Regions from separate parts of the Homo sapiens genome. Here region 2 is linked to region 1. The links are chromatin loops, found by intact Hi-C in ENCODE. Cell type or tissue: Caco-2. All regions are shown on one strand. Each heading gives the region's core, and the rest is flanking DNA. Links, peaks and the distances in the headings are about the cores only. Region 1 overlaps ARSB (arylsulfatase B). Region 2 overlaps LOC124900191 (a long non-coding RNA gene).

Region 1 (2,815 bases), core at 167-2,666:
ATGATCAATTTTGATGGGTGTTGTGGCTAGGGATGGGGGCTCTAGGAAGGCAAGGTGGGGACCTTGATTAGTCTAGGGAAAGGAGAAGATCTCCCTGAAGAAGTGATGTCTCAGATGAAACTGGAAGGCTGAATTGGCATTAGAAAGATTTCAATTTTTATTATTTTTTTTTTGAGGCGATGAGGCAAGTATGCGTGTGCTGGGGGCAGCATGGGAGGAAAGTGGAAAAGGAGAATAGTGATCTGGGCAGAGGCACAAAGCAACGTAGTACATTCTGTAGAGCCCGTACATTTAGGCCCCAGAAATTCTCAAGTTATATGGTTTCTGCTGCAACCTTAACTTGAGCATAAACATTTCTTTAGGCATTTCCAAATATCTAACCACACTGCTGGAATCAATCTCATCCTGTAGGAGTCTGCTTCTCAGGCTTACTATAAGCTGGGTATAGGTGCTGTAGTGGATTCTAAATTTGCTTGCTATTGATTTTATGAACTGATTTCTCATTCCTGGGCTTGCGGCTCTGTTAAAAAACAAAACAAAACCCACCAGGGTTCTTGGCTCAAAAGGGCAATTCTAATTCATATATCATTTTGGAAAAAAAAACACACAGAATGAATTCAATAGTCTTCAAGTGCACAAACATGAAATAAAATAAAAACATCCAGTGTTTATTGAGGCCAGTGAACTAACACTGAGTAGTAAGAGGGGAGGGTGTGTCCTAGTGTAGAAGCAAGAGTAAATGTGACCTGTCCTGAAATAGGAGCCTAAAGAATCTAACACAAGGCAAAGAAGACAGGACCGATAAGGGAGGCAAAAAGAAAACAGAAAACAAAGAAGAGAGGTGGGGTTGGGGAGAAAGGCAAAGGGAGAGGTGATAGGAAGGAGGAGGAGGGAGAGGAGGAAGAATGTTTTATCAGGCAGGATATTCGGGGAGTATTTACAAGCCAATTTTTTCTTTTTACCCTGTCTGTCTCACTGCTTGTCCAACTTTTCCAAAATTAGGTGAGGCCACTGGGGTGAGAGGGATAGAGTGAAGCTCAGAGTAACTAAGGCTCAAGCATCATTTAACGCCTGACTGTCATAGGCACTTACTAAACATGTGCTGTTCTGTTTTCCAGTTGTCCAGGCTGCCTCTTCACTTTTACCAGAGCTAATTAATAGCAGTATTAGCAGCAAGATTGAGATCCCTGGCTTTGGAGCCAGACTAAATGGGCCAGCTCTCCTACTTCATAACTCTGTAACCATGGGCATTTTACTTAGCCTCTGTTTTCTAGCTGATAAAATCAGTAAGTGCCTCAGAGATTTTTTTGGGAGAATTAAATGAGATAGTACATTGAAAGCCCATAATAGGGTCCCTGGCAGAGAGTAAGCTCTCAATAAATGTTAGCTATTATTGTTATCATCATCATATAGTAGTTATTGAAATTACACAGTTAAGGCAGTGGTTTTCAAACTTTTAAGGACAAAATCTTCCTCCCAAACAAACTCTATGCAGCTGCCCAGCAGAGGTGGCCAATGTCCACCTTGGTTCATCTTTGGGAGTCTCCAGAGGTCCCTCCAGCTCCATGGACCCTAGGGGGATGCTGGTGGCCTAGGGCACTCTGCTGGATGCCCCCATGTGGGTGCAGGTACATGTGGGGAGTGAGGGGGCCTGGGAGCCACACCAGCTTTGGGGAGGAGGGGGCTGGCTTGTGGGTCTAGATTATAGACCTTTCACAGGCACTGTGCCTTTCACAGGCACTGCCACCCCTCGGGGCCTGTGCAGCTCTGCCAGCGTGTACCAAAGAAGAGTAAAATAGGGAGGCCTGACCACCATTAAATACTTCCCTCATTTCTGAACTTGAACCTGGTTGCTGCAAGTTTTCTGTTAGACCCTCACTACTTACTTAGAATCCTGTCTGTCCTTGGAGAAATTCTTACAACACGAAACAGGAGTGTTGGGAAAAATATGCCAGACATGAAGCTAATCAGAAAAAGGTGAGGAGGAATATTGCAGATGTTATTTATTACCTACAGGGGACAAATTAAAATGCTCATAATTTTTATATATGCACTCCACATGACGTATTTCAAATGAATCTTAAGTTTATGATTTTCAGTTTACAAAGTCAATTTCTCTGACACCTACTCACTCAGTTCATATCTGATATTTTAAAAGTCCTAGTGAAAAAAGAGCTTTGATGTGGCTTACTCAGCCTAGACAGAGTTCAAATGTTAATCATTATTGCATTGTGCATAGTAAGTATTCAGAGAATGTGCTGGTGTTACAGGGAACTTCAACAATTGGTTAAGGTCTGACATCAGCCAGCAGTGTTGATTGAGCAGTGTAAACCAAAAATGACAGAAAACAACCATTCAATGAATCCTCAACTCATGACCGTTGTAGTAAATTAAGCCACCTATACCTGAAATAGGTTGACAAGAGCTCTTCTCATGCTTTGGTTTAAATTTGAGTCTTGAAAAAATAACTTATTTCATATTATTCATTTACTTACTAAACAAATACCTATGTTGTTGATCACTATATGTGTTAGACACTAAATCTTCAGAATGAATAAGCTGGAGTTCAGCAGGTAATAATAAAATAATTTTGTTTAACCACCATAAATTCTAAAATAGTGGAATAAACATTTGTTGCCTGAATAAATAAAACGCACAAAGTGCTAGGAGATTCCAAAAGACATACCAATTCCCCAGGAGGATCCAGGAAGAGCCCTATGGATAGGCCAATGCAATAGGTAAAGAAAGAGTGACAAATATGATCAAGGCAGAAGGAGGGTCTCTCTTTTTGAAATTTTCTTCTTTCTAAGGTGTC
Region 2 (2,815 bases), core at 224-2,723, 67 kb before region 1:
CCTGGTGGGAAGTGCTGAGAACTGCTGGCTTCTTATTTCACAGAATTATCCATTTTCTGTTGTTTCTTGGGAGGGCCCTTGGTCTTAGCTTTCACACAGTGGTATGTAGAATGAACTGGGAGACAGCCAATTTAGGCTTTTTCATCTACCAAACAAACCAAATCCATAACATTTGATTTGATGGATGGAATCCCCGGTGGATGATTTCACTCAGCCCTTTAAACAATGGAATGAGACCACTGGCCTCCTGCAGACTTTCTCTTGATGGGGGGTGAGGGAGGAGTGGTGGTCTGGAATGGGGAGATAAGTGGTAAAGGATGGAGGCTGGGTGCAGTGGCTCACGCTTGTAATCCCAGCACTTTGGGAGGCCAGGGTGGGCAGATCACGAGGTCAGGAGATAGAGACCATCCTGGCTAACTTGGTGAAACCCTGTCTCTACTAAAAATACAAAAATTAGCCAGGTGTGGTGGTGCACACCTGTAGTTCCAGCTACTCGGGAGGCTGAGGCAGGAGAATCACTTGAACCCGGGAGGTGGAGGTTGCAGTGAGCCAAGATTGCACCACTGCACTCCAGCCTGGGTGACAGAGCAAGACTCCATCTCAAAAAAGAAAACAAAAACAAAAACAAACTTGGCCGGGTGTGGTGGCTCACGCCTGTAATCCCAGCACTGTGGGAGGCTGCGGCAGGTGGATCACTTGAGGTCAGGAGTTCGAGAGCAGCCTAGCCAATGTGGCGAAACCCTGTCTCTACCAAAAATGTAAAAAATTAGCTGAGTGTCGTGGCGGGCTCCTGTAATCCCAGCTACTCGGGAGGCTGAGGCAGGAGAATTGCTTGAACCTGAGAGGCGGAGGTTGCAGTGAGCCGAGATTGAGCCCCTGCACTCCAACCTGGGTGACAGAGTGAGACTCCATCTCAAAAACAAACAAACAAACAAACAAACAAACAAAAAACCCTCTACAAAATGGCATTTTAGGACTTTATAATATTAATATTTTTGGCTGCTTTAATGAGTATGAGTAGCTGTTCCATAAGCAGATACTATGTCACATAGGGTAGATTTCAAGCCACTGCTTTAGAAGATGGTATGCTTGAATTGATTGTACACCTGAGGACTGAAGTTGAAACCACCAGCTAGAAGTGAATGCTTTTTGCTTTGTCATGGGCCAGTGGACTTTGCCTGGGAATCTCCCCTGAGCTGAGGCCAGCAAAGGTTGCACTCTGAAAGAGTATGAAAGGGTGGCGATATGTCTCATTGGTGAACCAGGTAATGGAAAATGCCTCTCCTCATCCTGCACAAGAATGCCAAACATCAGCCACAGTGCTCCCTTTTCTTTTGTACCAGTGTGGTTTATAGAAACTGGACAGTATCAGTGGACATTTTCTCTGGGCTTTTAAGGGGAACACATTGTATCTTGAGGCATTTCATCTGCAGAACCTGTACTTAGAACAAAGAAAAACTTCTGCGTGCTCGGTAAACAAAAGATGCCCAGTTTCCCTTCCCCATATTGCCAGCTGCCATGACACACAGTTTGGCCTCAGCCCACTCAACCACAGGTGAATTTGACCACAACCATACACCCTCGCAACCTACCAACTACAGTGACCTAGAGATAGCACTTTCTAAATGTAAAATGTCATTAATATGAGTGTTTATTGTCTAGCAATAAAGTTATGCCTATCATCAAAGTATCCAGGATCCAGAGGGAATGGAATAGGGCAGTAATTTTGAATCTGGTTGTGATAAAAGCCCAAAGCTAGACAGGCAAGAGGAGCGTAAGTGGCATGGCTTTAGCCTGCGTACTCTCAGGGTCTTATCTGCTGTCAGCCAGGTAGGAGCCTGTGGCTTTAATTCTACCTCCCCAACTTCCCACCTCACCCCCAGAACTAAACTGCCATCGGTCTCATATACCCTCCTCTGTCCCCAGTGACTGAAGTCACCTCCAACCAGGCTGTGACTACCAGCCTTCCTTTTTCCCTTCATGATTTTTCCAAGTGAAGGGACTAAATGAAAATATAAAGCAAGTCTTGTGATTTTTCTGAGGCTACATAAACTACCTGCCTCATTCCAGTGAGCTCTGCAGGGGTGTAACCTCCATTTTAACAAGGTTATGATATACTAACCCTCACCCCATCACCCCACAATTCTCTTCTCTCACCATGGACTAAATATTTTTCTTTGTTCCCCCAAAGGAAGCTTACTCCGTAAAGATTTCTGAAAAAAAAAAAATTTTTTTTAAAGGAAAATGTGCCAGGGCAGAGATGGAGGAGGTGGTAGGGCAGGCTGGGAGGGTGGGGTAGGGAGGTCCACAGGCCTCCCTGTTCACATCACACAGAACGTCCCTTAGAAAAACCCTCTAGAGGCCAGGCACAATGGCACATGCCTGTAATCTCAGCACTTTGGGAGGCTGAGGCGGGTGGATGGCAAGGTCAAGAAATCAAGACTATCCTGGCCAACATGGTGGAACCCCATCTCTACTAAAAGTACAAAAATTAGCTGGGTGTGGTGGCGTGTGCCTGTAGTCCCAGCTACTCAGGAGGCTGAGGCAGGAGTATTGCTTGAACCTGAGAGGCAGAGGTTGCAGTGAGCAGAGATCGTGCCACTGCACTCCAGCCTGGCGACAGAGCAAGACTCCGTCTCAAAAAAAAAAAAAAAAAAAAAAAAAAGAAAAAGAAAAAGAAAAGCCCCCTAGACATATCTCTCCCCACCCCCACCCTCCATGTCCCCTGCCTCCGTCTTCTGAAAGCTCCCTTTGCATCAACATTCTAACCTTTCCCTTCATCCCAAACTCCCCATCCCGAATACCTCATCCCTTC

The links. Peaks named below come from ENCODE experiments on the same cell type or tissue, not always from the same donor. Only the 100,000 strongest peaks of a DNase experiment are listed, where the experiment ranks them.
Region 2: a loop joins it to region 1, with 5 times the contacts of the local background. A loop is called at or near these places in 2 of 110 quality-filtered maps.

What each region holds. Positions count from the first base shown.
Region 1 is chr5:78,793,731-78,796,545 of GRCh38, forward strand. The region is part of intron 6 of ARSB (arylsulfatase B); the gene reads right to left. Among named protein-coding and RNA genes, the nearest start is that of LHFPL2, 150 kb to the left of the region's middle. In Caco-2, for the core only: no CTCF peak of the experiment used is centred there; no DNase peak of the experiment used is centred there.
Region 2 is chr5:78,726,733-78,729,547 of GRCh38, forward strand. All of the region lies in intron 3 of LOC124900191 (a long non-coding RNA gene), which reads right to left. Among named protein-coding and RNA genes, the nearest start is that of LHFPL2, 79 kb to the left of the region's middle. RefSeq lists enhancers at 1,054-1,348, 1,314-1,423. In Caco-2, for the core only: no CTCF peak of the experiment used is centred there; a DNase peak (open chromatin) is centred at 1,199.